Regions from separate parts of the Homo sapiens genome. Here all the other regions are linked to region 3. Evidence: chromatin loops called from intact Hi-C (ENCODE). Cell type or tissue: PC-9. All regions are shown on one strand.

Region 1 (8,000 bases), 430 kb after region 3:
CTTTTTTTTTTTAGCCTTCCCTCATTTTGGGGGGGCTCCAATTATGTTAGACCACTTGATACTATCCCACAGATCACCGAGGTGGTGTTCATCTTATTATGTTATTTTTATTTTCATTTTTAAAATCTATTTTTATTTTGGCTGGGCGCAGTGGCTCACACCTGTAATCCTAGCACTTTAGGAGGCCGAGACGGGTGGATCACCTGAGGTCAGGAGTTCGAGATCAGCCTGGCCAACATGGAGAAATCCCGTCTCTACTAAAAATACAAAAATTAGCCGAGTGTGGTGGCACGTGCCTGTACTCCCAGCTACTTGGGAGGCTGAGGCAGGAGAACCACTTGAACCTGGGAGGTGGAGGTTGGAGTGAGCCAAGATAGCATCACTGCACTCCAGCCTGGGTGACAAGAGTGAAACTCTGTCTCCATAAATAAATAAATAAATGTAAAATAAAATAAAATAGAAATGGCCGGTTCAAAATTCATGAGAAAAACATGGAGAGGGAAGGTGGCTCCTGGAGGGAGTGGTGTGGGACCAGTAGCTAAAGGAATCCAGTTTCGGTGAGTTATCTGTACCATAAAGATGAAGTGTCATGAGCCCCTTGCTCCACAAAGCTTGTGGAAATAGAGAACCATGAATTAGATCCAGAGGCAAGCTTCATGAGGAATCATGGGTCCTTTTTTTTTTTTCTTTTCTTTTCTTTTTTGTGAGACAGTCTCTGTCGCGCAGGCTGGAGTGCAGTGGTGCGATTTTGGCTCACTGCAACCTTTGCGTCCCAGGCTCACCTGCTTCAGCTTCCTACAGGCAGGTGCAAGCCACCATGCATGGCTAATTTTGTTTATTTTTTGTAGAGACAAGGTCTCAAGAGTTCTCACTATGTTGCCCAGGCTGGTCTTGGACTCCTGGGCTAAAGCGGTCCTCCTGCCTTGGCCTCCCAAAAGTGCTGGGATTATAGGCATGAGCTGCCATGCCCAGTCTGAGATCATGGGTTCTTTAACTGTACCCTCTTCAGACCTTAGCCCAGTATGGGATATAAAGGAGCTTCTCAGGATAGATTGACTATTATTTGCAAAGGTAATGAGAAGTGAGTCTGTGCTTGGAACAGATACCAGAGAATGCAGCCTCTGTGATGAGATCATCTGGGCCCTGTGAAAGAAACTGTTTGGCAGAGACGGTTGCTTATCAAAGCTGGCTGGGTGTGTTTTGGCCCTGTGTTATCTGTTTAGAGTCAAGGCTGGCCTCAGTGAGGAGCAAAGAGCCAGCCAGTGGGTGGTCTAGCCTCCTGCACTCAAATATGTCTCCCCCAAAAGCTGAGAGTCCCTTTAGAATTCAGTTTCTTTCAGCTATTTCTGCCTGGTTCAAATGTGAACACCCTGTCCTGAATGGTGAATGAATTTTTTTCTTCCTCATTTGGGCTTCTAGTTGAAAACCACACCCTACCAGATGAAATGCAGAAGTGAAATTTGTGGAAAGTGGTCTGGGTGGAAACCCTCCTCTAAATCCCATCTGAGATCTCAAAGGACACTGGTTCTCAGAAGAGCCTAGAAGACAGAGATGGGGCAAGGAGGGGTCTCACAGCTGCCCAACACCAGCCAGCACATAATTTGGGCCAAGATTTGGTTAACTGTGGATTGGGACAAGGTGAAAGAAAACATGGCTCACAAAGGAAGTCCAATGGCACCCATGAGGCAAATGTACGCTGGGCTCAGTTACAGATATGGGGAGGAGCAAGTTTGGAAGTCGCAACTGTCACCATCAGGGAGAGCTGGGGCCACAGCTGGGAGACAGGACCTCTAGTCAGAGCTGCTGGTGCTTCAGGGATGGAAGACTCAGACGCTACAGGCTTGACCTGCCTTCAAGGTATGAATGATGGCAGGTATGCTGAGAAGTTTACTTGCCTCCTGCAATGTTTTCCCTACCTGCTCACAGATGCCTGACATTCCTTTTAACAGGGAACAGGCCTTGTATTACAGAGCAAAAGAGCAAGCTTAAAATGGCCATTGGAGGAGAGACTCATATCTGAGAAAGACAGCAAGAGGGGGAGAATGGTGTGTGTGTGTGTGTGTGTGTGTGTTTGTCTAGGATGGTATAATTTTGCTCAAGGCCATGGAAATAAGAAAATTTGGAGGCTGGGCACGGTGGCTCACAGCTGTAATCCCAGTACTTTGGGAGGCTGAGGCAGGCGGATCATTTGAGGTCAGGAGTTTGAGACCAGCCTGGCCAACATGGTGAAACCCCGTCTCTACTAAAAATACAAAAATTAGCCAGGCATGGTAGTGCATGCCTGTAATCCCAGTTACTTGGAAGGCTGAGGCAGGAGAATCACTTGAACCTGGGAGATGGAGGTTACAGTGAGCCGAGATTGAGCTATTACATTCCAGACTGGGTGACAGAGCTAGACTCCATCTCAAAAAAAAAAAAAAAAAAAAAAGAAAGAAAATTTGGGGTCCTGTTGGTGGGGTGGGAGGAGGGACAGCATCAGGAAGAATAGCTAATGGATGCTGGGTTTAATACCTAGGTGATGGGTTGACCTGTGCAGCAAACCACCATGGCACACGTTTACCTATGTAACAAACCTGCACATCCTGCACATGTACCCTCGAACTTAAAATAAATACTGATTAAAAAAGTAAAAAGAAAATTTGCTTTCTCCCCCACATATAGCAGTAGCAGCAGCATTTCAGAATGGCTTTAACTTCTCCCAGCTTTAAGAAGCTGAGGAAAGCAAGGCCTTTCTTCCAGGCAAGAATATGAAAAGGGGGGGGGGGGTTGTTGCTTTGAGGGAAGTTACGCTTATTTTTTTTTTGTCTTTTGTTTTTTTTTTTCCTTTTTCTGGAGAACGGGGTCTCGCTATATTGCCCAGGCAGGTCTCGAACTCCTGGGCTCAAGCTATCCTCCCGCCTCTTAGCCTCCCTGAGAGCTGGGATTACAGGCGTGAGCCACCGCGCCCGGCCTCTTATTCTCGATTGAAATTCTTTCATAGATCTCAAATTGTCGCTCTGAAATGCAGTACTTCCCTCTGCTGGCCATAGGGTTATATAGCTCATCAAAAACAAGGATGACTCCCAAGTCGTCTCCCTCATCTAAGACTAAGGAATTGACTCAGGACATGAGGTGGGAGATAAATCAAATATAGGATGATTTTCCAACCCTCACACCCCCTCAGAAAACATCCTTGAGTGTCTTTTGGCTCTGAATTTAAATAGGTTTATCTAGCTTCTCCAGCCTGTGCTTAGCCAATTAGGTCACATTGGCATGAATGTGCAAAGAACAATGGCTTGGAGCCCCACCCACCCAATTGCAGGACCTTGGCCCCCTCCCAAAACCTCCCTCAGAGATCCTGGAATACTTTCAGGGGGCGGAGGCTCATGATTTGGGGTTTGGGGCCTCACAGAGAGTCCACCATGTTCTTCTTGCTGGCTTCTGTCCCTACACCATCTCTTGGTTAAAAAGCCCCTCAAGGTCTCAAGCCGGGCGCAGTGGCTCATGCCTGTAATCTCAACACTTTGGGAGGCCGAGGTGGGCGGATCACCTGAGGTCAGGAGTTTCGAGACCTCCCTGAGCAACATAGTGAAACCCCATCTCTACCAAAAATGCAAAAATTAGCTGGGCATGGTGGCACATGCCTGTAATCGCAGCTACTTGAGAGGCTGAGGCAGGAGAATCGTTTAAACCTGGGAGGCGGAGATTGCAGTGAGCCGAGACAGCACCACTGCACTCCAGCCTGGGTGACACAGCAAGATTCCATCTCAACAACAGCAACAAAAGCCCTTGAAAGAAATTTCCCGCTGCTCTATTGTCCTGCCTGAGCCAGAGTCTGCTAATTCTCGAGTCTGCCTCGGTTGCAGTCCTGCTAGTGCCAGTTTCTGTGCAGATGTAGGAAAAAGGGCTCCACAAGAGAGGTGGAATTTATTCTGATGTATTTGTATGACCAAATAACAAGTTACATGCTCTCCATTGCATGGTGGTGTGTTTTGGTTAAAAAGCTACCATATCCTAGCAGGGTGGTGGTGATGTGTACCTGTAGTCCCAGCCACTCAGGAGGCTGAGGGAGGAGGATTGCTTGAGCCCAGGAGTTTGAGATCAGTCTGGAAAACATAGTGAGACCCCATCTTTAAAAAAAAAAAAAAAAGCTACCTTGCTTAGGGGGCTTTTTTCATTCTTGTGAAACTGAATTTCCACAAATTGATTCTGAAATCAGAGTGAATACTCTACTAGTATTTTCTATTTCTTTAAGATGTTTTATTTATTTATTTGAGACAGAGTCTCTCTGTCGCCAGGCTGGAGTGCAGTGGTGTGATCTCGGTTCACTGCAACCTCCGACTCCCTGGTTCAAGCGATTCTCCTGCCTCAGCCTCCCGAGTAGCTGGGACTACAGGCACGCGCCACCACGCCCAGCTGATTTTTGTATTTTTAGCAGAGATGGGGGTTTCACCGTGTTAGCCAGGATGTTCTTGATCTCCTGACCTTGTGACCCGCCCACCTCAGCCTCCCAAAGTGCTGGGATTACAGATGCGAGCCACCGTGCCCAGCCAAGATGTTTTATTCAAATTCTACTTTGATTTTATTTGAGGCCTTCAAAACCTTCCATAATGAAGGCTGGATATATCCCTTAGGATGAGAAATAGAGCCTAAAGGAGATGTTCTCAACATGACTCTCCAGTAAACAGTGGTAGTAAGTACTAGGGTCAAACCTCACCTTGGGGAGAAAAAGGGTGTTTATAGGTTTATGGGCCTTTCTCAAAGGCACACTGAAAAACACGAAACACAGGTCTCATTGTAGAGGCTGAGAAGTGGGAGCATATCCAGTTTTTAAAAGCAAATAAAATACAAGTTATTACTTGTGACACAAACAAGCCGGAACCCCAAGACCCAGAGGTGCTTCTTGGCATCTGGAAGAAGCTGATGCGGTGGCAGTGCTCTGAGTCAGGGGATGCTCAAGGATTACTCCGTAGGCCTTCAGTGATGTGTTTAGTGCTGCAGCGGGAAACTTCACCTCTCTTTTAACCCCAGTCTAAGGCCTCAGCTCAGCTCTGATAGGAGCTACTGGAAGCAAGTGACTTCGCAGAGGACCTAAACTGTAAGAAGTTCGCATTGAAAGCTGGAGCCAAGGTCGGTTTCGTGGGTGTGCATCAGGCATAGACAGGGCCTCGTGCTCAGAAGAGCTCTGTTCAAAAGGGTCCTGCACTGGGGGGCTAATGTTCTATGACACTGTCTTAGAATTCTTTTCTGTTTTTTTGAGGTGGGAGGTCTCGCTATGCTTCCCAGGCTGGACTCAAATTCCTGGGCTCAAGTGATTCCCCCGCCTCAGCCTCCTGAGTAGCTGGGACTACAGGTAAGTGCCACTGCACCCACCTTGTCTTGAAATTCTTAATAATTTTTTCGTTGCATTTACACTTTGCAAGTGAAGTCCAATGGGACAATGCAGCATGCACTGAGGGCTTGGAGTCTTGGCCCATGCGTGGTCTGCCTCTCCCTGCTTCCCTGGAACAATTCTCAGCTGCCTGTTCCCCGCTTCCTGGTTCCCCAGGCCCCACCTGACTTCCCCTTCCTTGCTGACCTCTGCCTGCTGTAAGGGCCTAGCTGTGGGCACAGGGAGAATTGGGGTTGAGCTGGTGTGCCCTATGGCATTTTGGGGAGAGGCAGGGTGGCAGCCATCCTTGCCCTGGGCTGGCAGCGCCATGGTGCCTTTGATGAGCAGCAGCAGGACTGGCCTCTCAGCCATCCCCTAGCCAGGTGCTGAGACTGCTTTGGAATGGAGATTTAATCCCCTGGAGGTCTCCCAGCAGCCATGGGTTGGGGCAGCAGGCCTGTGGGAAGGGAAGATTGACGGCCTCACCTCATCCTTGCCCCTGGGCAGATATGGCATGTCAGTCTGGTGGTCTAGCCAGAGGAAGACTCCTGGAGCTGGTGAACTGTGCATGGATATGCAGTCACGGGCAGCCCACCTCCTACTCCTCACCCTCCCTGTGCCTGTGAGGGTCTGCACTCACCCTGTAAGTATCCCTGTGCCCAAGGAAGCATAGCATCAAACAGTAAATAAGAAACACCAAGAGAGGGCAAGACAGAGACCACAGAAGAAAGGAAAAGTTTGTAGTTTAGTGCCTCTAATGGCACTTTTTTCCCTACCCATCTTTTCTTTTCTTCTTTTTTTTTTTCAGGGTCTTGCTTTATTGCCCAGGCTGGAGTACAGTGGCGCAATCACGGCTCACTGCAGCCTCAACCTCTTGGGCCCGAGCAATCTTCCCACCTTGGTCTCCTAAAGTGCTGGGATAACAGGCATGAGCCACCACATCTGGCTGAGGCCCCACATTTTCATTTTGTGCTGAGACTTGTAAATTAGGTAGCTGGTCCTGGCTGTAGCAGATGGTATAGATTCTTTTTCTGGCTCTGTTTTTGTGACATCTCAACTTACTGGGCTCTTATTAAAGGTGATTTAGGTGACTTATCAACTTTTCATGAGTACAGATGAAGAACTCTTCTAGGGCAGGGGTCCCCAACCCTTGGGCCACAGACCAGTACTGGCCTATTAGGAGCCAGGCCGCACAGCAGGAGGTGAGTGGCAGGCAAGCAAATCAAGCTTCATCTGTATTTACAGCCACTCCCCATCACTAGCATTATTGCCTGAGCTTGGCCTCCTGTCAGATCAGTGGCGACCTTGATTGTCATAGGAGCGTGAACCCTCTAGTGAACTGCGCATGGCAGAGATCTAGGTTGCACTCTCCTTGTGAGAATCTAATGCTTGATGATCTGTCACTGTCTCCCATCACTCCGAGATGGGATCGCCTAGTTGCAAGAAAACAAGTTCAAGGCTCTCACTGATTTTGCCTTATGGTGAGTTGTATAATTATTTCATTATATATTACAAAGTAATAATAATAGAAATAAAGTGCACAATAAATGTAATGTACTTGAATCATCCCTAAACTATCCCCTGCCGCCCTAGTCTGTGGAAAAATGGTCTTTCATGAAACTGGTCCCTGTTGCCTAAAAGGTTGGGACTGCTGCTCTAGAAGGTATGGGATTGGGAGGTGGGGGTCACACAGATAGCCACTGACAACCTGAGAATAGTGACATGGGCCTGTAAAAACAGATCAATAGGTATCTGTGGAAGGTATTGATGAATACATGAATGAATGAATGAAACAACAAACTAAGAAAAATGGCATGGCATGCATGAATGTGTGATGGGCTCAAAATATGATCCTCATAGGGATATTTGCCTTAGAAAAAGGAGGCAAAGGCTAAGCTGGAAAAATCTGTGGCAATTGAGAGCCCTTGGGGGCTCTGGGTATGGGTGGGAGGAATCTAAAGTCTCTCTGTAGAGACTGGTCTTGGGCCATCCAATCTTCTCTGCCCGCTACAGCTAAGCCTTTTTCTGCCCACTACAGCTTCCCACATGCTGCTTCAATGTTGATATCTTGAAGAGGTTCCAGCCTGGCATGGTGGCTCACACCTGTAATCCCAGCACTCTGGGAGTTCAAGGTGGGAGGATTGCTTGAGCCCAGGAGTTCAAGAACAGCCTAGGCAACCTAGTGAGACCACATCTCTACAAAAAATTTAAAAATTAGCTCAACGTGGTGGTGTGTGTCCATAGTCCCAGCTACTCAGGAGACTGAGATAGGAGGATCACTGGAGCCCACAGGCTACAGTGAGCAATGATTGTGCCACTGCACTCTAGCCTGGGTGACAGAGCAAGACATTGTCGCCCAGAAAAAACAAAAAGAGAAAATAGAAGAGGTTCTTACTGTACAATAGGACTTTTTTTTTTCTTTTTTGGAGTCAGAGTCTTGCTTTGTCACCCAGGCTGGAGTGCAATCGCACGATCTCAGCTCACTGCAGCCTCCGCCTCCTGGGTTCAAGCGATTCTTCTGCCTCAGCATCCTGAGTAGTTGGGGTTACAGGCATGGGCCAGCACGCCCGGCTAATTTTTATATTTTTAGTAGATGGGGTTTCACCATATTGGCCAGGCTGGTCTTGAACTCCTGATCTCAAGTGATCTA
Region 2 (8,000 bases), 280 kb after region 3:
CTCAGTTCTCCCATGGAAGATGCAAGTGGAAGCTGTGTACTTTTGTTTCTTTAAAGGTGGGATAAGCATCTTTGCACTCTCATCGTTCTTGCTGCCTAAAATGTGGATGCATTGGTTGAAGCCCTGGCAGTCATCTTGGGCCATGAGGTGACCTTGAGAGAAGCCATGTACAGTGGAGAAACCAACTCAAAGGTTCCAGGGTCTCTGCTGCATAATCGTGGAGCCACCTTACTAGCCCTAGACAGCCTACCTCCAGACTTCTTTTACATGAAAGAAAAATAATTTCTAATCTATTCATGTCTGATGGTCTTAAGAAAGTCATTTAGCTCCTCTAGGCCCGTTTCATTTATAAAATGGGATAATATTATCTACCTTAGAGATTGTTGAATGTTTGCCACAGACCATGCTGGACTGAACAAAGGAGGATGAACATGGGAATAAAGACAAAGACAAAAGAGTGTGTTTGGAAGAAGGGGTCGGGGGCTCCTTGCTTCTAGGGAACAAGGGCCCTGAGCTTCTAGAGCCCTTCATATTTATTGAGTAAAGGAGATAGGGAGAAGGGGGTGGTTATCAAGAATGCTGAGCTGGTCACTCAGGCTATTGGCTCCCAACAAATGTTGGCTATTATTACATCTTATTTATGCTACTATTTTTTAAACAGCTTTACTGGGATATAATTGATATGCCGTAATAGTTTGCCCACTTAAATGTGCAATTCAGTGGTTTCTAATATATTTATAGTTTTGCAATTATCACAACTTAATTTTAGAACGTTTTCATCATCCCTCAAAGAAACCTTAACAGTCACTCTCCATTTCCCTTCTATTCCTCCCCAGACCTAGGTATATATATTTCTAAACAACAAATTATCTTTAATCACAATTTAAAGGGTGCTTGAAGTACTTTGTGATCATAGGTACTCCTTAAGACAGATTTTTCTGTCAGTTTAGATTCTCCCCAAGAGAATGACCTTACATTACAATGCAACTTATTTGGGGTAAGAGTATGACATTGCATTGGATTTATCTTAAGGTGTCAATGTGCAAAGTGAATGTCACTGTTTAAATATACTTTTAGACAGTTTTTTTCCTGCATTCACTTTCAATATTCATTTTTATGAACACAAATCTTTAAAAAAAATCAAATAGGATCATCATGAGGCTTATGATGAAAAATGGCAGCTCCCTTCTCAATGCTGCCCTGTTCACTGTCCCAGAGGTAGCCACTTTCACAATCCTCTATCACTTACCTCTAAATTTTTAAATAACATGCTTATACCACTATTTATTTTCCAATTTTAGACATCATCTTACAGAAAGAGCAGATTTATACCTTTCCATCATCCCAATATAATTTTTATTTTTTAGAAACAGGGTCTTGCTCTGTCACCCAGGCTGGAGTGCAGTGATCACAGCTCACTGTAGCCTTAACTCTTGGGCTCAAGCAAACCTCCCCACCTCAGCCTCCCAAGTAGCTGGGACTACCACCATGCCCAGTTATTTTTTTTTTAATTATTTTTTTAGAGACGGGGGTGGGGGGGGGTCTCACTATGTTGCCTAGGCTGGTCTTGAACTCCTGGCCTCATCAATTCTCACCTCAGCCTCCTGAGTAGCTGGAATTACAGGCATGAGCCATCATACCAGCTACAGTTATTTTATTATTGTTCTTAAATCACTTGTTGGTGTTTAAATGAATAAAATTTACAATTGGCTGGGTGTAGTAGCTCACGCCTGTAATCCCAGCACTTTGGGAGGCCGAGGCGGGCAGATCACGAGGTCAGGAGATCGAGACCATCCCGGCTAAAACGGTGAAACCCCGTCTCTACTAAAAATACAAAAAATTAGCCGGGCGTAGTGGCGGGCGCCTGTAGTGCCAGCTACTTGGGAGGCTGAGGCAGGAGAATGGCGTGAACCCGGGAGGCGGAGCTTGCAGTGAGCCGAGATCCCGCCACTGCACTCCAGCCTGGGCGACAGAGCGAGACTCCGTCTCAAAAAAAAAAAAAAAAAAAAAAAACAAAAAACACAAAAAAACTAGCTAGGCGTGGTGGCGGGTGCCTGCAATGCCAGCTACTTGGGAGGCTGAGGCAGCAGAATTGCTTGAACCCAGGAGGCGGAGGTTGCAGTGAGCCGAGATCGCACCATTGCACTCCAGCCCGGGCGACAGTGCAAGACTCCATCTAAAAACGAAATAAAATAAAATTTTACAATTGAGGTGGGCAGTATACTATCATGACATTTACTCTTTTTTAAAAAAAAAAAAGTTTGATATGACTAGGCCTAATAGTCCCCCTACCCTTTCTTCCCAATTGCTTTGTGGATGCTTTGTAGGTATTAATTCAACCCCAAACTCCTCTCAGTACCCTCAAACACAGTAGGTCCATTCATTGCAGGTTTTTCCTTGCATACCTCCTTCCTGCTGGCCCTGTCCTCCAGCTGGCTCGTCTCTAGACTTGCTTCAAGCTACTATTATTCAATCTTGAAAGTTATTTGAGGCCAGGCACAGTGACTCACGCCTGTAATCCCAGCACTTTGGGAGGCCCAGGGGGGTGGATCACCTGAGGTCAGGAGTTCCAGACCAGCCTGGCCAACATGGTAAAGCTCTGTCTCTACTAAAACTACAAAAATTAGCTGGGCGTGCTGGTGGGCGCCTATAATCCCAGTTAGTCGGGAGGCTGAGGCCGGAGAATCACTTGAACCCAGGAGGTGGAGGTTGCAGTGAGCTGAGATCATGCCACTGCACTCCAGCCTAGGCAACAGAGTGAGACTGTCTCAAAAAAAAAAAAAAAAAAAAAAAAAAAAAAAGTTATTTGAGTCATACCCAATTCTGAAAGATACAGCCTACTTTATTTGTTCACTCTCACTAAGATAGGCTCTCCCCAAAACCTAGACTTATGTTCGTTAAGCTGGAAAAGGCTTGGAAGTGTTGCTTTCATCCAACCACCTTGCCTTTTGTTTCTCAGGCAACCACAGGTTGCTCAATGCCTCTTCCCCGGCTTTGTTGGCTTGGAATTCACAGGGTCGTTTTTCTCCAATTCTGGTTCTAGTTTAGCAGTCACCAAACGAGCTTCAGGGAAAAACATCACTGATGAATATTTCTAAGACTTAGCATACTTGGGCTGCTAAGATCACCCCTAACAATAAAAAATAAAGTAGCAAAGTGCTCTACTGCTGATTAGAGAATTATAAGCTAGATTATTAACATAGCACTTAAAGAGGGAGGGAAGAAGTGGAGACCAACATGGGGTGGCTATTTGGAAGTGGCCAGACTGACTGCAACAGAGGCGTGAGCGCCTTTTGAGTATGTATGGAAAAATCCTTTCATATCATCATGAAAATGTCAGAGAGTACTCCAAAGGGCATAAACTTGTGACCTTTAACCAAATTCAGATTTAAAGACATATTTGTTTGGTCCGTGATGTTTTTAAATTTTTGAATGATTTTACATTGAGGTGTTCACTTTAACCCACTATTCTCTGCATCCTGCACCTGGCCTTGAAGGTATGGCATTTGAGAACTCTAATAATCCAACCCCCTTAAGTTACAGAAGGAAGGCAGGAGGAAAAACAGTGATGTTTAAAGTCACACAGCTAGGTGGTGAAGCAAGGATTAGAACCCAAGTCAAGCAGTCTTCCTAATACACCACATTGCTGCTTACTTGAACTCAGTTGCACATTCAGGCCTGTAAACCTTAGTCATGCGAAGTTTACTCCGTAAGCACGTACTTAACAGTAGAGTAACGAAGAGAATCTCCAGGGTTATTCCCTAAAGCTTGGATAAAACATTTCCGGCCCCTGATGGAACATATACATCCTCCAAGTGACCGGATTTCAGGACACCAGCCCTCAGCAACCTGCTTCAAACACTGCTGACAATTTATTTTAACTCATTTGCCACACTTCTGGCTCATCATCTCTCTTTTCATTTAAACACAATCTTTCATCCAAACAGGGTACAATGCAATCACTTGGTTGGATGCCAGCATTTGGTGACTAGTCAACTTTCAAATATGCAGCTTCCTAGCTGCTCACTTTCCTTTGTGTGAACAAGCCTCGGGAGAGCAGCCTTGGTAGCAGCAAACCAGGTGTGCAGCAGGGGCCCACGTGGATGCCTCTGGCTGTGTCTGTGGCAAGCCTTCCACGGGAGTGCCACAGCCCACAACAGAATTAGAAATATTTTACATCTTTACCACACACTGTTTTTCTTAATCCTGGTGCATTGCCCATACCACTTGCTTTGACACTTAATAATTTATTGAGAAAGATTAAATTTATCACATGTACATCTCAGATTCGCTGGAGATAGGGTACTGGGGTTCAAATCCCAGCTCTGCCACTTACTGGCTATGTGACCTGGGCAAGTTACTAAACCTCTGTACCTACGTTTCCTCATCTGGAAAATGTAGATAATAAGATAAAAGATAATAAAAGCACCTGCCTTTCAGGATTAAGAGGAGCCTTTGGGGAGCCAAGCACAGTACTTTGCACTTTTCAGATACTGACAAAGTATTTAATGTTGCCAATTTTGTTGTTGTTGTTGTTGCCCAGGCTGGAGTGGCGCGATCTCAGCTCACTGCAAGCTCCACCTCCCAGGTTCATGCCATTCTCCTGCCTCAGCCACCCAAGTAGCTGGGACTACAGGCACCCGCCACCATGCATGGCTTTTTGTATTTTTAGTAGAGACGGGTTTTCACCGTGTTAGCCAGGATGGTCTCGATCTCCTGACCTCGTGATCCACCTGCCTCGGCCTCCCAAAGTGCTGGGATTATAGGTGAGCTACCGCGCCCAGCCAAATGTTGCCAAATTGTTAATCCACATTGTGATGTTAAAGATTCAACGTGGAGTCATTTTCGTGATTGCTTTGGCTGAGCCTGATGTTTAGCAATGAAACACACTGGAATTGACAATAAATATTAAATTTTAAACATGAAAAAAATGGACAAAATGTATCTTGCTGGATGGACAAGGCATATAAAAATTGCAGGTCAGTGGTTGAATTTAAAACAGTTGCATTAATGTCTCAGATTCAATTATACTTAATTTGGCATTAACCTATCTCTATTCATAAAATTATTATTCATAACATTTATTGGACTAATTCTGTCAACAAAATTCCAGGAAATAAACAATCGTGATAGTGATAGGTTAATTGCTAAGGTTGTGTTTACTGGTTAATTCTGAACACAAAAGAATTCACTGCTGTTGTTTTTTTTGTTAGACGTAAGAAACTGCCCACTGACAGAACTTTTTCTTGTTTCTAAATTTAACCATTTAAGTTGCTAATTCTTCTTTCCCTCTTTGAGGTGAACCCAGGGCAGCAAGCAACAGTGTGATCTTCTACTCACCAAATCCAGAAGTAAGACCAGGGCAGTCCAGTCAAGGCTGCCCAACACCTGCCATTTCCATATGGTTCACCCCACTGCTGAATTTCCCACATGGCTGGACCAGAGACATGTATGGGCACTTTGGTTTGGACAAACCACACACCAAAGCAAATGCATACTGACATACATTTAATTTGAGCATGTTCTGAATGTTGTCTGACACCATGAAATACTGTTCTTCCAGGGAGGTCAAGGAAACGGCTGTAGCAAATGCAAGGAAAGGGCTTCCCATTGCCCTCCTTAGAGAGAACAGGAGGCACTGATAACTCCCAGCAACAAGACACTGTCTACAAGGGATTATTTCCTCTGTGATATCCTAGCACTGCACCACAGAGGTTAACTTCTGAAGCAGTATAAGAGGAAGTAGTAGCTCTATCAATCAAGATAAGTGGTGTGGGTGTGAAGACAGGCCAACATCGGGCAGAAAACTATCACACTGGGCTTCCACTTCCAGTTTCAGTGTAAAAATACATGTAACATTCTGAACATTTTCATCATTTTCTCCAGCCGCACCCTATCTCCTTAACCCAAACACACTGAGTCCAGAAAGACAATCAGAGATTTCCTTTGTATATGAAAATTCTCCTTACTCATTTGTTCTTCCCCATAAGCTAATTAACATTGTTTATTTCAGACCAGGGACTGGTTTTTCCTGACTATTCTGTACACCATTTTAATCAGCAGAATGTAACTAACAAGCTTAAAGAGCCACTCAATACTGAATCAGCAGCTCATACCATATGCTTGGGTAAAAACATACTTCCCAAAAAAGCTAAATGCAGAAAGACCAAGGATAGAAGATGTATTTAATACTCAAGAAGTCTAACAGGATGTGGAATATTGAGATTTTAAGGGGGAAAAGTTATTCTTTAAATACATCTACCCTAGTCACCGGGCTAGCTTAGTCAATAGAGTATGAGACAAGACTTAAATATATCTTAAAACATCTTTCTTATACCAGTTTTGCTACAACTTTTAACTCCAAAACAGTATTTTAAGGAAAAAAAAATCAAATTACAAAAACAACTTCATCTTAGCTTCTTAGTGCTAATTTTTTTTAAAGATGCAAAAAATCATGTATTTTCTCAGAAACATGGTTATGTGGTCAACAGATTTCTTAACAACAGAGTTCTAAATTTTGGATAAAATTTATATATCCAGCTTTATTCTGGTATTACCCAAATTCATGTTTGAGTGGGAAAGAAAAACCAAACCACATTATAAATTTAAATTTTAAGAAAAAACCTTTGACAGGTCAGAAATTAGTTTATATTTTGCTTTACATACACCATTCTAAAAGGAAGGAAACACTAACTGAAGGCCTGGTTTTACATTAGCATATTCATGTAATAAGCACAGATTAAGTTTGAAACTTCTTAAGCAGATCTATTACGTATTTTCTCATTTTCAAAAACATCTTAGAAAACTGTCTCTTTTAGAGGAATGAAAACAGCCTGACAGACTACATGTTTTCTTGGAATGAAGTCTCCCCCAATTTCTTGTAGCCCTAACAACTAAAACCATGAGCTGATTTCCACGTTAAACATGCTTCTGTGCAGCAATCTAAAAACACTCTTTCACAACCACGGGATGAACTATTTCATTGGAATTTAAAATTTGCTTTTTGAATTATATGAAAGCTTTTCATGTATAAGTGATTAAAAGGATTTGTAAACCAATAAATATTTCTACATTTAAAATCTTCCTCTGTCAGTTTGCCTTTTTCCTAAGCCTTTGGCAGCCAGAAAAGAAAAACTGATGTAACCCACTCTAAATTAACGATGACGAAAAAGAACTTGGTAAACTGAAAGGACTCATCGGTCATACATTTGTTCTCATACCAAACTTTAACTGCATTAAAAAAAAAAATTGCAGCTAACTATAAAGCAAGCACGTGCAAAACCACCACTCAGGTTAAAAACCAGAACTGTGGCCCTCCAGAAGCCCTAATGTGCCCCCTCCCCATCAGCACTCCATTTCCCTAAAGACAATCACTCTGATTAACACAATCACTTTTTCTTTACAGTTGCCATCCCAAAGACTGCATCCCTAAACAATACCACCTATTCTTAAACTTCACATAAATGAAAAAAAAACTGTATCCTTTTGTATCATTTCTTTTACTAAACGTTTTAAGATTCCATCTATGTCATTTTGTGTAGCTGTAGTTCATTTTCACTGATGAGTTGTTTCCAGTGTGGAGGTATTAGGAACATTCTTGTATACATCTCGCAGCACAATGGGCAAAAGCATCTCCAGAGTATGCACTTAAGAGCAGAATTGCTGGGTCGTATGCGTCTTTTCAATTTCACCAGATAATCTTAACACCCCTACCAGTGTTATTCCACATCCTCAACAACAGCTGGAACTGCCACACTTGAAATGCTTGTCACTATGGTGGTGGGAGGTGGCCTGGCATGGTTTTCATTTTCATTTTTCTGACTGGTGATTAAAGACCTTTTCATGTTTATGGACCACTTAGATTTCCTCTTGGGTGAAGTGTCTGGATTTTTTTAAATAGCTTTATTAAAATATAATTCCTATACAATTCATCCATTTAATGTGTACAATTCAATGGTTTTTAGTATATTCACAGACATGTATAAACATCACCTATTTTA
Region 3 (8,000 bases):
TTCTGCCTCCTGGGTTCAAGCAGTTCTTCTGCCTCAGCCTCCCAAGTAGCTGGGATTGTATTTTTCTATTTTTAGTAGAGATGGGGTTTCACCATGTTGGTTTCACCAGGATGGTCTCGAACTCCTGACCTTAAGTGATCCACCCACTTCGGCCTCCCCAAGTGCTGGGATTACAGGCATGAGCCACCACGCCTGGCTCTTTTTTTAATCTTTAATTTTTTTTAGAGATGTGGTCACACTCTGTTGCCTAGGCTGGTGCAATCATAGCTCACTATAGCCTCAAACTCCTGGCTCAAGCATTCCTCCTGTCTCAGCCTCCCAAGTAGTGGCACTACAGGCACAAGCCACCATGCCTGGCTAGGTTTTAAATTCTTTGTAGAAGCAGGGTCTCACTATGTTGCCCAGGCTGATCTCGAACTCCTGGGCTCAAGCGATCCTCCAACCTTGGCCTTCCAAAGTGCTAGGATTACAAGTATGAGCCACCACACCCAGCCTTCATCCATCTTCTGTACAACAGCCAGAGCACACATCAGATGGTGTCACTTGCCTCTCCCATTAGAACTTCCCAGTGGATTCCCACCCATCACATAAGGAATACAATCCAAACGCCTTACTGCTGGTCCCTGTTACTTCTCCAGTCTTATTTTATGCCTTCACTTTCCTCATTCATGGTACTCTGGCCAGGCTCAGAGCCTCTTTCCCATCTCAGAGCCTCTGCACTGGCTTTGCCCTCTGTCCAGTGCTCTCTGTCCCCGACTTTACATTGCTGGCTCCTTCTCATCCTTCACGTCTTCGGCAATCTAAAGTAAGTCTCCCTTGTTGCTCCCTTTTTTTTTTTTTTTTTTTTTTTTTGAGGCACAGTCTCACTCTGTCGACCAGGCTGGAGTGCAGTGGCACAATCTTGGCTCACTGCAACCTCCGCCTCCTGGGTTAAAGTGATTCTCCTGCCTAAGCCTCCCTAGTAGCTGGGATTACAGGCACCCACCACTATGCCCAGCTAATTTTTCTATTTGTAGTAGAGACGGGGTTTCACCATGTTGGCCAGGCTGGTCTGCAAATCCTGACCTCATGTGATCCACCGCCTTGGCCTCCCAAAGTGCTGGGAATACAGGCGTGAGCTACCCGGCCCAGCCTCACTTGTTACTCTCATCTGTGCACCAATCACTTGGTCCACAAGTTCATGGAATCAACTTCCTAATTTTGCTTAGTTATTTATGTATTGCTCTTCTCCACTGCACTTCAGGTGTTAAAGGCTTGTTTACCACTGTACACTCAACACTCAAGAACAATGCCTGTGTATATTTAGCCCTTATGGCAAGCTCATCGCCTTAATGGCCCCCAATTCAATAGCCTTCTTTCTTCCTGTAATTTTGTAAGTCCCTCCCACTTTGTCTCTGGCTCACCATGTGACTTGCTTTGGCCAATAAGATGTTAGCAGAGGTTTGAAAAGCACATGGGAGCTTCCTCTTGCCTTCCCACACAATTGGGCTTGTTTTTTCTTGGCCTCCTGCCACTGTCATGAGAGCACACCAGCTAGTCTGCTGGAAGGATGAGGAATGGGAGAGGAATGTGGAGGAGATCTGAGTCAGCCTAGCAGAGCACATCCAGAGTAGCTGACCCTCAGATGTGTGAAGGAGCCCAACCAAGATCAGCAGAGCCATCTGCCTGACCTGCAGCTGAGACACATAAATAAGAAACCTGACAGCTGGGTGTGGTAGCTCACACCTGTGATCCCAGCACTTTGGGAAGCTGAAGAAGGAGGATCACTTGAGGCCAGGAGTTCCAGACCAGCCTGGCCAACATGGCAAAACCCCGTCTCTACTAAAAAATACAAAAATTACCAGAATCGCCTGAACCTTGGAGGCGGAGGTTGCAGTGAGCTGAGATTGCACCACTGCACTCCAGCCTGGGTGACAGAATGAGACTCTGTATCAAAAAAACAAAAACAAAAAATTAGTCAGGTGTGGTGGCAGGCACCTGTAGTCCCAGCTACTAGGGAGCCTGAGGAACAAGAATCACCTGAGCTTGGGAGGCGGAGGTTGCAGTGAGCCGAGACCACGCCACTGCACTCCGGCCTGGGTGACAGAGGGAGACTCCATCTCAAAAAAACAAACAAACCAACCTGAGACCAGAGGAACCGTAAAGCCAACCTACAGAATTATGCACAACAATAAATATTATTATTTTAGGCCACTATGTCTTAGTCCATTTTATGCTACTGTGACAGAATACCACAGACTAAGTAATTTATAAAGAGCTAAAATGTATCCCTCACAGTTCTGGAGGCTGGTAAGTTCAAAGTCAAGGCAGCAGCAGGTTTATTGTGTGGTGAAGGTCCAATCTCTGCTTCTGAGATGGTGCCTGGAACACTGCATCCTCCACAAGGGAGGAACACTGTCCTCACATGAAGGAATGTGGAAGAGCAAAAAGAGATGAATTCCCTCTGTCAAGCCCTTTTATAATCCAATCATAGCTGGGTGCAGTGGCTCACACCTGTAATCCCAGCACTTTGGGAGGTCGAGGCAGGTGGATCATGAGGTCAGGAGATCAAGACCATCCTGGCTAACAGGGTGAAACCCCGTCTCTACTAAAAATACAAAAAATTAGCTGGGCATGGTGGCGGGCGCCTGTAGTCCCAGCTACTCGGGAGGCTGAGGCAGGAGAATGGCATGAACCCAGGAGGCAGAGCTTGCAGTGAGCCGAGATCACGCCACTGCTCTCCAGCCTGGGCGACAGAGTGAGACTCCGTCTCAAAAAAAAAAAAAAAATCCAATCATCATTGATCCATCCAGGAGGGCCAAGCCCTCATGGCCTAAACGCCTCCCAAAAGGTCCCACTTCCCAACACCATTGCAGGGTGAGTGGATATGGGAGGGCAGAAGGGAGGTGAGCATCCTAGGGACCACGTGTGGGGCCTTCAGAGTTCTACAGGGCCCTGGGCCATACACAGAGACTGCAGGGTGAGTTCTAACCAAGCTGGCATGGGCAGTGAGGCGTCTAGCACCAAGTACACAGACAAAGAGTGTGAAAAGCCGGCTGATACAGGAGGGCCCTTGGGAAGACTGCCTGCGCATCCCACAGGATTCTGGGCTCTGCAGTTCTCAGAGGAAAGGGCCAGCAGGTGGGTTTCCTTAGGCCCTGGGGTGGGAGGTGGGACATGCCTCTTTGGCACTCTGTGCTGTGTAACTGTTTTTGTTTTTGATTTGAGACAGGGTCTCACTTTGTCACCCAGTGGAATGCAGTGGTGCGATCTTGGCTCACTGCAACCTCTGCCTCCCAGTTTCAAGCAATTCTTCCTCAGCCTCCTGAGCAGCTGGAATTACAGGGACCCGTCACCATGCCGAACTAATTTTTGTATTTTTTGTAGAGATGGGTTTTTGCCATGTTGCCCAAAGCTGGTCTTGAACTCCTGAGCTTACGCAATCTGCCCACCTCGGCCTCCCAAAGTGCCAGGATTACGGGCATGAGCCACCGTGCCCGGCCCTGTGTGACGATTTATGTCCACCCCTGTCTCCTCAACAGCCCCAAGAAAACAGGGCCCATGTGGATCATGTTTGCCACTGGGCTCAGAACATGATGCCCCAAAGTATGGCACCTTGGAATGCAGGGTATTTTGAGCTTCAGGAGATTGAGAGGGCTGCAGAAGCAATAAGTTTTCTCTGAACTCCTGACTTCCTTTCTCCCATTCGCCTTTCTCTCCTAAAGTGGGTCAGAGAAACTAGAACTCCTCTTCCTGGAAACAAACCCTAAAAACTAGCAAGGTCACTCTCTGACCTCCTCCCTTCTCCCTTGAAGATCCTCCTGTGACAGGTGTCCTACCCCATACCTAGAGAGAAGGAATATCATACAGAGACACAAAAGAATTTGAACAAACAGGCCTAGCTGAGCTCCTCCTAATCTATTACTCTTAGGTCACACCCCCTTTTGTCCAATCACATTTCTATGTGACTGTTTTTGTGTGTGTGTGTGTTTTTTGAGACAGAGTCTCACTCTGTCGCCCAGGGTGGAGTGCAGTGGCGCGATCTCGGCTCACTGCAACCTCCACCTCCTGGATTCAAATGATTCTTCTGCCTCAGCTTCCCGGGTAGCTGGGACTACAGGCGCATGCCAACACACCAGGCTAATTTTCGTATTTTTAGTAGAGACAGGGTTTTGCTATGTTGTGCAGGCTGGTCTCAAACTCCTGACCTTGTGATCTGCCCACCTAGGCTTCCCAAAGTGCTGGGATTACAGGTGTGAGCCACCTCGCCTGGCCGTTTTTTCTTTCTTAATTGTATTAATTCACTTATTCACCTGTTTAGAAACAGGGTCCTGCTGCTTTGCCCAGGCTGGAGTACAGTAGCTGTTCACAGGCCTGATCACAGCGCTGGGCAGTCTGGAAGTCCTGGGGTCAAGCGATTCCCACCTCTTTCCCACTCCTTCCTGTGTGGCTGGGACTACAGGCACGTGCCACTGCGGCGGCTTGCCCTCAGTTTTGATTTGACTTCCCACACCCTGGAAGTGAGCAGAGGGGCCAGGAGGGTGGTGGGCAGCGAGAGGTTTGAGGAAGAGCAGATATCAGCCGTTTGCTCCTTCGGGCCTTGAAAATTCAGGGGTATGAGGATCTTGCAGATCAGCCGCCCCGGCAAGACAGTGGCTGACCCTTGGCAGGGAGCGGATCAGAGCCTCCAGTTAAGACAACTGGTTTGAAAAGTCTATCCCAGGTGGCTCTGAACTTGTCCTGTCCTCCCGGCTTCCTTCTCTACAGTCCCGGGGCGGACTTGTGCTCTTAGTAGAGGTCAGAACCAAGAACAGGTGTCCGCCTCAGAGGCCGGGTCCCCACTGCTTGGGCTGCGCTGGTTGCGGGTGCAGGGCGCCGTGTGGCCACCAGAGGGCACTCTTGACCAGGCGCCGGAACAAGCTCGCGCGACTGGGCTTTGCAGCCCCTCTTTCATCTTCCCACTGTCCCTGGGCTCCAGGGTCTGGCCCCTGGTCTTCCAGTTCAGTGGCCGGCACCCCCACACCCCTCGCCCTAATCCCAAAGGCAAGCACCACGCAAGGTCAGAGAAGGAGTATTGAAAAGAGACATGTACTTAAATTTGAATTTCAGATAAACAAATAGTATTTTTTTCCCTAGGCCACCATCTTTTGTGGAAAGGTATACTTTTTTTTAGCTTATGTCCAGCGCAATAGTTTTGCTAAATTTGGCGACCCTATTTTGGAATCAGACCTTTGCATTGGGATTCCAGCCTCACTTTTGACAAAAATTCTCTACTTGACCAAACTCTACTCAGGCACTTCTGAGCTCTTTTCCAGCTAGGCTTGACTTTTGGGTTTCTGTGTTATCTCTGCAACCTCAAACCCCTGGGCTCAAGGGATCCTCCCACCCCAGCCTCCCGAATAGCTAGGACTAATGCTCACATTACTACATCTAGCTAATTAAAAAAATATATTTTTTTTGGTAGAGATGGGAGTCTCACTATGTTGCCCAAGCTGGTTTTAAACTCCTGGCCTCAAATGATCCTTCTGCTTTGGCCATGGTGCCCGGCTTGCATCATCCAATTTTTACAAGAATCCTAAGTCAGTTGAGCAAGAATTCCCTACCTTTGATATCTGATCACTTTTTTTTTTTTTCAGACAGAGTTTCGCTTCTGTTGCCCAGGCTGGAGTGCAGTGGCATGATCTTGGCTCACTGCAACCTCCACCTCTGGGGCTCAAGCAATTCTGCCTCAGCCTCTGAAGTAGCTGGGTTTACAGGCGTGCGCCACCATTCCAGGCTAATTTTTGTATTTTTTTTTTTTTTTTTTTTAGTAGAGATGGAATTTCACCATGTTGGCCATGCTGGTCTGGAATTCCCAACCTTAGGTGATCCTCCTGCCTCAGCCTCCCAAAGTGCTGGGATTACAGGCACAAACCACCGCGCCCGGCCAATATCTGATCACTTTTATTTTTTTTGATATGGCATCTCCCTCTTTGCACACAGGCTGGAGTGCAATGGCGAGATCTCGGCTCACCGCAACCTCCGCCTGCCAGGTTCAAGTGATTCTCCTGCCTCAGCCTTCCGAGTAGCTGGGATTACAGGCACACGCCACCAGGCCCAGTTAATATTTTTGTATTTTTAGGAGAGACGGGGTTTCACCATGTTGGCCACGCTGGTCTCGAACTCCTGACCTCAGGTGATCCACCCGCCTCGGCCTCCCAAAGTACTGGAATTACAGGCATGAGCCACGGCGCCCGACCCTGATCACTTTTATTTTAGGAGGTGAGTTCTTTTAAATTATCACTCCCAGAGAGACTCTAAAATGAGACAAGCAATCATGCCCTAACTACCCTCTTTGAGCTATGCCTTCATCTCTTGAAACGGCTTGCTATTGCCATAAGTAGCTATAAATTAACCTAATAATGCCGTCCTAGACATTGTTACCACGCCCTATAGCTTAACAATGTATAGCCAATCATTAATCAATGCTATTTCTGTCAACCAATGAGAAGAATTCCTGACAAACAACTTTGTGGGTTTTTTTGTTTTGTTTTGTTTTGTTTTTTTGAGACGGTGTCTTGCTCTGTCACCAGGCTAGAGTGCAGTGGTGTGATCTTGGCTCACTGCAACCTCCGCCTCCTGGGTTCAGGTGATTCTCCTGCCTCAGGCCCCCCGAGTAGCTGGGGCTACAGGTGCGCACCAGCACGCCCAGCTAATTTTTGTATTTTTAGTAGAGACGGGGTTTCACCGTGTTGGCCAGGATGGTCTCGATCTCTTGACCTGATGTTCTGCCCTCCTCGGCCTCCCAAAGTGCTGGGATTACAGGCATGAGCCACTGGGCCTGGCCCACAAACAACTTTGTATCAGCCTGCTCCCTAGCCTCCGTTTTTGCCTTTAAAAACTTGCTTGTGACAAAGATCAAACAAAGCCCATATCCAAGGGTTACTTGGGTCTGAGTCTTCCAGGCAGCTGTCCTCAGTTTGGCTCAAGTAAACTCTTTATATTTTGTGCCTCAGCCTCTTCCTTTTAGGTTGACAATATCTAATGAGGTTCCTCATCCTCCGCCGCACTCTGGGTAATGTCTGATCACCCTGCTTGCCTTCAACAAGAATCCTGTCAGATCAGTTTAGCCAGGATATCCCCTTCCCCCAATGTTTCCTCTTAATAATTTCCATGCATCACCCACCTCTGCCCCCCACTGCTCCTTGGCTATACATTCCTACTTGCAGTGCTGTGTTTGGAGTTGAGCTCAGTCTCCCAATCTCTCCCCAACTTCAGCAGCCCATTGCAGTGGTTTCTATAGCTATCTTCCTAGTCCCTCCTTTAATAAAGTTTGCCTAACTATCTTCAACGAGTGTCATGAAGCATTTTTTTCTTTAATACATTCACTGAGTGGCAGGAGTGGTCCTCCTTTTTTCTGAGCTTCAGCACAGAAATGGGTTAGGATAACTTCTGAAACTGCCTTTGCAGTTCAGAAGTTCGGGCGACTCTCCTGCCTCATCCTCCCAAGTAGCTGGGGCACACACAGGCACACACCACTGTGTCTGGCTAATTTTTGTATTTTAACAGAGGCAGGGTTTTGCCATGTTGGCCAGGCTGGTCTCAAACTCCTGACCTCGAGTGATCCGCCAGCCTCGGCCTCCCAAAATGCTGGGATTACAGACGTGAGCCACCGGTGCCCAGCCTGGTTGTGGACTTTAGAGATGTAATCTCTTCTAGGACAAAGCTGACCATGAATAGGAGACTAGGAGACAGAAGTCCAAACCCCACAGGACTGGGAGACGCAAGGCAGCAGGCTGAGCCGAGGGTGTGAGTGCGAGCCTAAACCATCTTCCCCAACCAGGCTTGTAGTCTGTATCAACATTACTTTACTCTTCCACTGTTTTTATCAATGTGATTTTACTATTATAGGAAACTCTTGGCAAGAACGATAAAAGTTGCAAATGACTTTATTCATTCCAGGAACTTCCTGAAAGACATTAAAATCTAAATGCACCCCCCTCTCCCGGGACATTTGGAGACATCTGAGGTTGTCAGACTGG

What was found. A loop is a pair of places that touch in the nucleus more often than their neighbours do. Peaks named below come from ENCODE experiments on the same cell type or tissue, not always from the same donor. Only the 100,000 strongest peaks of a DNase experiment are listed, where the experiment ranks them.
Region 1: a loop joins it to region 3, with 20 times the contacts of the local background. A loop is called at or near these places in 53 of 110 quality-filtered maps.
Region 2: a loop joins it to region 3, with 6 times the contacts of the local background. A loop is called at or near these places in 2 of 110 quality-filtered maps.

What each region holds. Positions count from the first base shown.
Region 1 is chr2:47,330,266-47,338,265 of GRCh38, reverse strand. It overlaps EPCAM-DT (EPCAM divergent transcript), which reads left to right. Exons shown (of 5, transcript NR_110208.1): 2 at 5,240-5,332; 3 at 5,858-5,993. BCYRN1 (brain cytoplasmic RNA 1) reads right to left here and starts at 2,951. Exons shown (of 1, transcript NR_001568.1): 1 at 2,752-2,951. RefSeq lists enhancers at 1,022-1,316, 1,504-1,593 and a silencer at 3,471-3,520. In PC-9, a CTCF peak has its summit at 3,018 (motif pointing left); a DNase peak (open chromatin) is centred at 3,005.
Region 2 is chr2:47,485,096-47,493,095 of GRCh38, reverse strand. It overlaps a transcript of MSH2 not described here. Among named protein-coding and RNA genes, the nearest start is that of MSH2-OT1, 38 kb to the left of the region's middle. In PC-9, no CTCF peak of the experiment used is centred here; a DNase peak (open chromatin) is centred at 3,985; H3K27ac peaks cover 594 bases.
Region 3 is chr2:47,764,949-47,772,948 of GRCh38, reverse strand. No RefSeq gene overlaps it. Among named protein-coding and RNA genes, the nearest start is that of MSH6, 14 kb to the left of the region's middle. In PC-9, CTCF peaks have their summits at 4,661 and 4,864 (motif pointing right); a DNase peak (open chromatin) is centred at 1,538; H3K4me3 peaks cover 307 bases.